2 separate regions of the Homo sapiens genome follow, and region 2 is linked to region 1. Evidence: chromatin loops called from intact Hi-C (ENCODE). Cell type or tissue: dorsolateral prefrontal cortex. All regions are shown on one strand. Links, peaks and the distances in the headings refer to the core of each region. The heading gives the core; the rest is flanking DNA.

Region 1 (5,382 bases), core at 184-5,183:
CTAGATCCTTGAGGAATCACCACACTGTCTTCCACAATGGTTAAACTAATTTACACTCCCACCAACAGTGTAAAAGCATTCCTATTTCTCCATATCCTCTCCAGCATCTATTGTTTCCTGACTTTTTAATGATCGCCATTCTAACTGGCGTGAGATGGTATCTCACTGTGGTTTTGATTTGCATTTCTCTGATGACCAGTGATGATGAGCATTTTTTCATATGTCTGTTGGCTGCATAAATGTGAGAAGACATCTTGAATATGCCAATCCTAGTTGAGCTCTCAGCTAAATGTAGCTGCACAAGTGTTCTCAGCTGCATCACATCATGGAGCAAAAGAACAGCCCAGCTGACCCTGGTTAACCCACAGAATCATGAGAAATAATAAAGCATTGTTTTAATACACCAAATTTTAGGAAGGTTTACAACACAGAACTGGTGTCTGAGACAATGAGTATACATAGAGTTTCTATGGTTCTTGTCATCTTTTTTCTGCAGTTTTCTCAAAAGGAATGTTATTACACTTTAGGAAGAACAATTCCTCATTTGTGAGAAAGCCTCATGTTTTGCAGTACACTCAGCATCACTGGTCTTGCCTGCTATATTCCAGTAGTGCTCTGCAGTCACTGAAAGAATCAAAGACATCACCCCCACAGGCCTAAAATTCCCTGTTGTTAGCGAAACCCAAACAGAGCAATTACTTCTGGGAAGGTGAGTACTTCAGAGGTTAGATTCACTAATTATAAGGCAGGAATTACATTCTATCTGTATGTCCTGATTATTATGATTTGAAATACCTCTTTCCCTGGAACTTCATGCTGCCTTCAAAGAAGTGGGCTGTATTAGGCCATACCTAAAGTGAGTTTACAATGTCCATAAAATTATATCATGCTATTTGATAGTAAGCAATGCAACCAGATGTGATAAATATGGGTGGATTTGATCTTGAAAGGTCTCCAAAGAAAACTATCATCTACCACTAAGTTCAATTTATGTCAAAAACGTTAACATTCATCCTCTAATTTGCCTCATTTATTTAGTGCTTTTGGAATCTGGAGAAAATAAATAAATGAACATTATTGTTGGCTGCATGATCATCTTTGTCCTTTCCCTTGGTGGATCCTTGTAATGGAAGCGCCTGCATTTAACAGATCGACAACAAAAGACAGGGTATTATGAAATGAAACTTCTCTAAGATAAATATTACTTTCCAGGAAGCAGAGGACTTGAGAAGTGACCTGCTAAAAGAGAGTTGTCATTAATCATAAAGATCTCTGTTCTTTGTAAACACCAGGAAGGACTACAACCTTATCTGTTAATTTCACCACAGTGGGATTTCAAAGTTTATGTTTTTGTTTTTGTTTTTTTTTCCTGGAGAGTTTCACATTTCCAAGGTCAACTTCAAGGGCAAGCTTTTATTCAGTCAGTCTGAAGCATCAGCACTCCCATTTTAATAAGATATAAAATATTCTTTCTACCCAATTCTTTTTTTTTTTTTTTTTTTGAGATGGAGTCTCTGTCTGTCACCCAGGCTGGAGTGCAGTGGCGTGATCTCAGCTCACTGCAACCTCTGCCTCCTAGGTTCAAGAGATTCTCCTGCCTCAGCCTCCCAAGTAGCTGGAACTACGGGTGTGTGCCACCAAGCCCGGCTAATTTTTTGTATTTTTAGTAGAGACGGGGTTTCACCGTGTTAGCCAGGATGGTCTCAATCTCCTGACCTCGAGATCTGCCCACGTCGGCCTCCCAAAGTGCTGGGATCACAGGCGTGAGCCACCTGCGCCAGGTCTCTAACCCATTCTTTTACCCACACCCACTCCCTCTTTCTTATTTCTACCAGTTTGCAAACTCAGGTTCCTGCTGAATTATTAGTTAAAATGGGAATGTGAATTTATTTGAGCATGTCTCTGTCAGTTTGGCTCTGAGCAAAAGGTGCTAGTTTTCTGGACTGGCACACAGTATCCAAAGATGACATTGGGTGCTAAATTAGAATTTTGAACTAAGCTTCCAAAAATAACAAAATTATACTGTAAGTCCTTACATTTTCCTTACTCCAGATTGTACAGATTCCCTAGTGATCTTAGGGAAGTTAAAGAAAGAAGCAATTAGATCATTAGAAAAAATATAAAGTATTATACAAGAATATAATGGCATCTGTCTTTCTGACAGAACTATTTTTACATGGTACTACATATACAGGTTGTACAAGTGAAAGAAGCAACAGGTAGGAGTCCTCAATTTTGAAAACTAAATGCTATTTTAAGGAAAAAGAGAGAAAGAGGGAGGAGAAAAACTAAATACCCAATCTGCTAAAATTTAATCTTAAAATATATTCCTTAGAAAAGTACATTTGTTAGAATTCAAGTAGGTGACAATATGTTACTTTTTATCTTGGTCTGGTTTAGAAAAATCCTCTCCTTCATAAATAAATAGTACGTTTATACTGCTAGTATATTTTAATAGTTAACATTTGAAGTGCATATAACATTTATTTTAATAAAATTTGGTATTTTGGAAACAAGAAAAGAAAAACGTTCTTCACTATGTGATAGCCTATACTTCAAATAAAGTATCTACAGTGGTATTTCCTTCTTCAAAGAAATAAACTTTTCTGTCCACTGTATAATCTAAGGAACATTACAGCAAATGTGCAGCTTAAACTGATAAAATATATGTCTCTTAACCTGCCAAAAGTTGGGAAAAAAGTAAACTTAAATTAACAAATCACGGTTCTTAGATTCGCCCATGTCTCCATAGCTGTCAAGTGATGGAGAGAGACTAAAGTCCAAGTCTATCTTAATCCGAAGCCCAAGTTCTCTCCACGCTACCACACTGTCTCTTCATTTTTTCTTTATGAGTTTTCATGTGAGTCATGCATATGTCTCAAATAAATAAATGTTCTTATCTGGGCTGAATCCCCATGAGATTGTTGTTTTATTTTTAGGAATGTGCTAATGTCCTTAGCGTCAACCAAGCTCATTTCTGTTTATCTTGGTCATAAAATATGCCTCAATTTGTAATAAAATACCAAGAGAGGGGAAAAGAAAAGACCACCAGAGAAACTGAGAGAAATTTGAAGCAAACAGGAAAAAAAAAAGCAAAAAGTAAGTGAAGCATGATGCAAAAGAGATTTTCAAAAAGAAGAAAAAGAAGAAGAGATAAACTGAAAAAATCTTGAAAATAAAAAATACAAAGAAGATCTGGGGACTTCATCCCAGTGGTGGCAGACTGGGTAATTTGTGCCAACTCTCTTGCTGAAGGAAATGAAAATATCTGGGCAAACTATAAAAATCATTTTCTTTGAAGTATCACAAAGCTAAAAAGAGAGTGTGGAGTTACTGGGCCAAGATCTACAAAAAAATAGAAATCTAAAAATGTGATTCTGGCAACTTACCACAGGCATGTGGGCCTATCTTGAAGAGGCAGCCAATAGACTGAGCCATGCTTCGAATATCTTCACAGGGACAGGGAGACAAAATATGCAGTATCTCTGATAGGGAAACTTATAAAATTTCATTAAAAGACATTAGAAGAGACCTAAGTAAATGGAGCGATATACTATGCTCATGGATTAAAAGACTCACTATTGTATTGATGCCCCAAGAAACAAATAAGCCAATGGGACAGAGTAGAAAGACTAGATGCAGGTTGATTGATAAATGAGCACTTGGTATATTTTAGATATGATACTCATAAGAATAAGGAGAAGATAGTTGTGATAATTGGATATTCCTGTGAGGAAAAAATAAAACTTGACTTCCAACCTCACTCTCTATCACTGCCCACACTGCTTCCCCATACTACCCCCATATACACACTAGAAAAACTCTTTCATTTATACATTAAGGATGCATGACATAAGAATGTTCATATGCTATGTGTAATAGTACAGTTTAAAAAATTGAAACAACACATTTATAATGAGTAGAGTGAATCAGTAAACTGTGGAATGTTTATACAATAAAATACTATAGTGCAATAAGATTGAATGCTACAATATAGTTAAATCTGAGAAACATAATATTAAAAAATTCAGTTACAGAAAAACAAAAGTATGATTCTCTTTATACAAAATTGAAAACTAAAAATATATTGTCCAGCAATTCAAACACACTAGGTCATATGACTATAAAGAATGTAAAAGAACTGGTGAATATAAAGTACAGAAGAGACGATATCTCTAGGATAAAAGGATGGGACAAGGGAGGGAATGCAAGAAAGGGACTTAATAATGGTGTGTTGTTCTTTTTCTTAAATTGGATGGTAGGTAATTGATGTTTCTTGTATTTTGATTACTTATGCCTTACATATATTTCATGAGCATTCGTTTGTATTTACTCAAGAGTTAATAGAAATGTCGCATTGGCCCATTGCTAAAGGGCCAAGCTTGAATTCAATCTTCATGAGGAGGTCAAAACCAAAGCTAAAGGTCACCATCACGTAACAAATTTTTTGAGACTAGGAAAAATCTGAAATTTTCTCCACAAAATAAATTGAATCATCACTTCAACTTGATTCCTTAAAATATTGCTTCTTAAATGCTTAAAGTTGACATCATAGTACAGAAATAGTAAGTTCTCAGCTCTGTTGATTATCAGATTGCCCTTATGGTTAGTGTACTACATATTTAAAAAGCCAAGTAGACCCTCAGTTTCAACTGAAGTTAGAAAAAGAGGAAGATTTTTTTTTTTTGCCAACTCTAATCAGAATAGGCTATTGCTGGTAGTGATGTTGCCCTTCCACTCTAGTTAAACAACCGGATTAAAGTCTTGTCTCATTTCCACCTTCTGGAGTTAAATCTTTGGTCAACAGTGATTATACAATTTCACTGAAGCAACTTCACAAACAGAATCTCTGTGCATTGCTTGAAGATGATGCTTTTTTAACATTTTCAGGAGAATCAAATTTTTTTGCTCTCACTTATATTTTTATTTTTAATATTATGCATGAACTTACTACTTTAATTTACCCTTAAATCTTTGATCTTGAAACGTGGCAATAGAACATCATGACTGAATTGCAAGATAAAAAAATAGTCTCTAAATTTCCATTTGCACCTTAGCTTTCATTGGATGCACAGCAATTTCAGCATCTTCCCTCGAGCTGAATAAGAAATGAATTTTTATAGCATGTATCATGCAAGAAATATTTGCACTTTCAAGCACATCAGTTAGGTTACTTCTTCAGCAGGTTCCAGCAAGTGAGCTATTTTGTCTGCAAAAAAAAAAAAAAGTGATTGTAAGTCCCGCTTTTTGGTATTGTTACGTGTTCAGGTAGACTTTTAAACACGTAGTAGCCACTTGTCCATCCTATTTGCACATCCGTCTTGTATAGATATTTGACAGAGTTCTAAAACCTCTTAGATGTCATGTTTGTCACTGACTGAA
Region 2 (5,382 bases), core at 143-5,142, 90 kb after region 1:
ATTCAATTCACAACTATAAGTGCTGAGAAATAGAACTAGGGTACTGGGGACTGTGCACATAAAATGAATAATCAGATAGCTAATAATCTATTGGCCCTCTATGCTGTTCCATTCCTTTCTCTGTTCTCCCTCACGGCTGGAATCTTGGGAACTTAATGTCACGTACTCAATTGCCAGCCAGGCACTGGATGTGGTTTATTTTACAACAATCAGATATGCATGCTCACACAAGACTTAGAAGGCAGAAAAAGGGTAGAATTACTCTTCTTCCTCTGCTAGCTTTAACAGATATGTGTGCTTCAGATACTTGGAGGGGCAGGGAGTCACATACAGCTTCCATGTTCCCTTGAAATTCACCCTTTTAGAACTGCAGAAGAGCTATGAGGCCAGCAGGGGTCTCCTACTGGTTCCTGACCTCCCAGTGGTAATCAGTAGTGGTATCAGTATCTGGCTCCCTGGATGAACCAACCCTAGCTGTAGTTGTCCTCTTGACTTTTGCTCCTTCAGCCCTCTCAGTGATATTTGTAGGCACCTTGTGCCCCTATTAAATCTTGTTCTGTTTGAAATACCTAGAATGATTTATGTTTTCCTGATTGCACCCTGATTAATAATACTGCTTTTCTCTGAAAATTGACCGTGATCCCTTAATCTAACCGATGCCTCTGAGAGATGCAGGTAGTAAAATATAAGGAATTGACTTTAGAAATTTTAACTCATTGGCAAAGTTTAATTTCAACAATAGTAACCACAATGAAAAGCAGAAGTCTTTTTTTTTTTTTTTTTTTTGACTGAGTTTCACTCTTGTTGCCCAGGCTGGAGTGCAATGGCACAATCTTGGCTCACTGTGACCTCCACCTCCCGGGTTCAAGTGATTCTCCTGCCTCACCCTCCCAAGTAGCTGGGATCACAGGCATGCACCACCATGCCCAGCTAATGTTGTTTTTTGTTTGTTTGTTTTTTTAGTAGAGATGGGCTTTCTCCATGCTGGGCAGGCCAGTCTTGAACTCCTGGCCTCAGATGACCTGCCAGCCTCAGCCTCCCAAAGTGCTGGAGTTACAGGCGTGAGCCACCGCACCCAGCCATCACTGCTGTTTCTAAGTGGCAAAGTAAATAACTTTTTATAATGAGACCCTTTTTCCATGGATCTCTCCCTCTCTCTAGAGTCAACCTAAAACCATCTAACACAAAAATCCATGCCCTTAACCATGAGATTGTATCTACCACATTATAGTACTATTGAGAAACTCTGTGATCCATTGGGGAGCTAGCCTTGGGCCACGTCAATACCTGGGCTCAGACTCCAGCGTCAGTGCCACTACTGTGGAGGGATGCCACAGCCCACGTATACCCTATTGAAAATCTTGCTTCCTTGACCACAGAAGACATTAGTCGTGAGGTAATATGATCATTCCCATTTCTGGGAACAGAGAGGCTGGTGTTGAAAGAATCTATGTGCTGAAAATAAGGCTGAAAGGTTGATTCTAAGGTGGATCAACTTAGAGTGAAATGAACACCCATTAAGTGTAAATTCCCAGCAGTCATTTTGAAAAACGACACAGCACAGGAAGATTTTGTTTCCATCCAATTTAGCAAAGTTTACCTTAAAATAGCCAAAGATTCCCACTTACCCAGGAAAAAGTCCAGGGGTAGATCCCTTCTCTAGAGATCTGGATGAGCAGAGATGCAACTCCTATCTCACTAGGCTCTTCTGCTAATGAGATACAACGCAGATGGATACAGCAGCTGGGACTAGAACAGAGTGTTCTTTGAGGATTTGGGCTTTGTGTTTCCACAGCAACATCATACCTGGAGAAAAACAGCCTTGTGATGAAGCCCAGCATGTCTGTCTCCATAACGACAAGATCATGGCAACTTGGCTGTGAATCCTCCCTCTACCTCCTCATCAGTGACCACAGTAACAATGCCAAACACCTTTACTCCAGGCCCAGATGGTTTCACTGGAGAATTTTAACAAATGTTTAAAGCAAAATTAACACCAATGGTACACAATCTCTTGCAGTATATAGAAGAGGATTATAACTTCTCAATTCATTTTAGGAAGCATATACTACCCTGATACCAAAACCAGACAAAGACAGCACAAAGAAAACCTAGACATCAATATTCCTCATGAATACAAACACAATAATAACAAAATATTAGCAAATTGAATTCAGCACACATAAAAATAACCAAAGCTATGCTAAGTGGATTTTCTTTTAGATATACAAGACTGATCCAATATTTAAAACTCAAGTGATGTAATCCAATATATTAATAAGCTAAAGAAGAAAAATCACATCATTATATCAATTCATGCATAAAAATTTGATGAAATTAAACAACTATTCATGATTTTTTAAAACTCCCCAAAAAATAGAGGGGAAATTCCCCTTAACTTGATAAAGAGCATCTACCTGCAAAGGACCCTACACGAACCTTATACTTAAAAGTTGACAGACTAAATGCTTTCACTGAAGATCTCAGGAGCGAGTCAAGAATGCCACTCATGGAGAAAATTAGAAAAATGGCAGATAGGAGCCAGTACTAACTTGCAGCTCTCACTTGAATGGACAGAGCAGTATGTGGACACTCACATCATGAAGCTTTGCTCCAAGAACTACTGCAGAAACACATTAGGCAAGCCAAGCGAATCCACAGACCCTTCGAAGGAAGCAGCTTGCTGCTGCAGGCTCTGAGACAGCTGAAAAACTGTGAGTTCCCAAAGTATGAAAAGAGGAAAAATCCACCCTCGAAGACACATCTTTACTGGGGACCCTGAAGGTTCAGATCATGGATGAAGGATTTGACCTTACCTGGAACTGAAATGAATTTAGAGAGTCAAACAAAATATGGGGATACAGGAAGCAGCGGAAAGAGCCCTCTTGGTCCCCAGAGAAGACATTTCTGATTTCATCTCGCAGAGGGGTTTGGGGAGGGCTCCCAATGGAATTGAGGAAAGATCACAGGAAGAAGGAAACTTCCAGCTTAATTTTGTAACAATTTCAACTGAAAGTGAGGTTTCCTGGACAGAACTTGGGGAAAGGGTCAAACAGGGAGCACAGATAGAAGCACAGAAGCTGCAGCAGGCAGGGAGGCATGAAACCTGAAAGCCCTGCTTGCTTTCCCAGCAGGGAGGCTTGTAGCCTGGGGCAGGTTCTCAGCCTTGCTCCCCAGCTGCCTCAAAATAAGCTCGGTGCTGTTGGGGGTGCATGGTGGGAGTAAGACTTGCCTTTCGGGTGGCAAGAAAGCTGGGTGAGGCCTGTAACTGCTGGCTTTCCCCCACTTCCCTGATGACCCATATGACACAGCAGAGGCACCCATAATCCCCCTAGGAACGTAACTGCATTGGCCTGTGAACCACACCCCGATCCCCACCAGCAGCCACAGCAAGCCCTACCCAAAGAGAGTCTGAACTCAGACACACCTAAACTTGCCCCCATCTGATGGTCTTTCTCTACCCACACTGGTAGCAAAAGGCAAAGGACATAAGCTCTTGGGAGCTCTAGGGCCCCACCCACCATCTGAGAAACCCGAATACTTATCTAGGTGACCCTAGGGTAAGCTTGTATCCTCTCTATACTACTGCAACTGATGCTGTCTTGAAAGCACCACCTCCTGGCTGGAGGCCAACCAGAACAAGACCAGTACACTAACAAAAACTACAACCAAGGACCCTCACAGAGTCCACTTCACTCCCCTGGTACCTCCACCAGAATAGGTGCTGGTATCCATGGCTGAGAGACCTACAAATGGGTCACATCACACGACTCTGTGCAGACACTTCCCAATACCAGCCTGGAGCCCAGTAGCTCAACTGGGTGGATAAACCCAGAAGAGAAATAAAAATCTCTGCAGTTCAGGTCTCAGGAAGCCTCATCCCCAGATGGAAGGGAGAGCACCACATAAAGGGAGCACCCCATGGGACCAAAAAATATGAACAGCAGCCAAATCCCAGGTCTTCCCTCTGACGTCCACCCAAATGAGAAAGAACCAGAAAAACAATTCTGGTAATATGACAAAACGAGGTTTTTTTAACACTTCCAAAAGATCACACTAGCTCACCAGCATTGGATCCAAACCAAGATGAAATATCTGGATTGCCAGAAAAAAGAATTCAGAAGGTCAATTATTAAGCTAATCAAGGAGGCACCAGAGAAAGATGAAGTCCAACTTAATGAAATCAAAAAAACAATAAAGGATATGAATGGAAAAATCTCCAGTGAAATAGACAGCCTAAATAAAACACAATCACAACTTCTGGAAATGAAGGACACACTTAGAGAATTGCAAAATGCACTGGAAAGTCTCAGCAATAGAACCAAACAAGTAAAAGCAAGAACTTCAGATCTCAAAGACAGGGCTTTAGAATTAACCCAATCTGACAAAGACACAGAAAAAAAGAATTTTAAAAATGAACAATGACTCCAGGAAGTTTGGGATTATATTAAATGAATAAACCTAAGAATAATTAGTGTTCCTGAGGAAGAAGAGAAATCTAAAAGTTTGGAGAACATATTTGAGGGAACAATCAAGGAAAACTCCCCTGGCCTTGCTAGAGATCTGGACATCCAAGTATAGGAAGCTCAAAGAACACCCGGGAAATTCATCACAAAAAGATCATCATCTAGGCACATAGTCATCAAGTTATGTAAAGTCAAGACACAGGAAGGAATCTTAAGAGCTATGAGGCAAAAGCATCAGGCAAACTATAAAGGAAAACCTATCAGATTAAAAGCAGATTTCTCAGCAGAAATCCTACAAGCTAGAAGAGATTGGGGTCCTATTGTTAGCTTCCTTAAACAAAACAATTATCAGCTGAGAATTTTGTATCCAGCAAAATTAAGCTTCATATATGAAGGAGCGATAAAGGGCTTTTGGACAAACAAATGCTGAGAGAATTCACCACCACCAAGCCAGCACTACAATAACTGCTAAAAGGAGTTCTAAATCTTGCAACAAATCCTTGAAAAACACCAAAATAGAACCTCCTTAAAGCATAACTCTCACAGGACCTATAAAACAATAACATAATGAAAAAAGACAAGGTATTCAGGCAAAAACTCAATACTAACATTGAATGTAAATGGCCTAAATGTTCCACTTAAAAGATACAGAATGGCTGAATGGATAAGAATTTACCAACCAAGTGTCTGCTGCCTTCAAGACACTCACCTGACACATAAGGACTCATATAAAATTAATGTAATGGCATGGAAGAAGACATTCCATGGAAATGGACACCAAAAGTGAGGAGTAGTTATTCTTGTAAACTAAAAGTGAGGAGGAGTAGTTATTCTTGTAGACTTTAAAACAACAACAGTTTAAAAAGACAAACAGGAACATAATATAATGATAAAAGGACTAGTCCAACAGCAAAAT

What was found. Hi-C counts contacts between places; a loop is a spot of excess contacts. Peaks named below come from ENCODE experiments on the same cell type or tissue, not always from the same donor. Only the 100,000 strongest peaks of a DNase experiment are listed, where the experiment ranks them.
Region 2: it touches region 1 in a loop (2.5-fold over the local background); 1 of 110 quality-filtered maps calls a loop at or near these places.

What each region holds. Positions count from the first base shown.
Region 1 is chr4:75,342,245-75,347,626 of GRCh38, forward strand. No RefSeq gene overlaps it. Among named protein-coding and RNA genes, the nearest start is that of LINC02483, 9.1 kb to the right of the region's middle. In dorsolateral prefrontal cortex, for the core only: no CTCF peak of the experiment used is centred there; no DNase peak of the experiment used is centred there.
Region 2 is chr4:75,432,490-75,437,871 of GRCh38, forward strand. No RefSeq gene overlaps it. Among named protein-coding and RNA genes, the nearest start is that of RCHY1, 79 kb to the right of the region's middle. In dorsolateral prefrontal cortex, for the core only: no CTCF peak of the experiment used is centred there; no DNase peak of the experiment used is centred there; H3K27ac peaks cover 649 bases.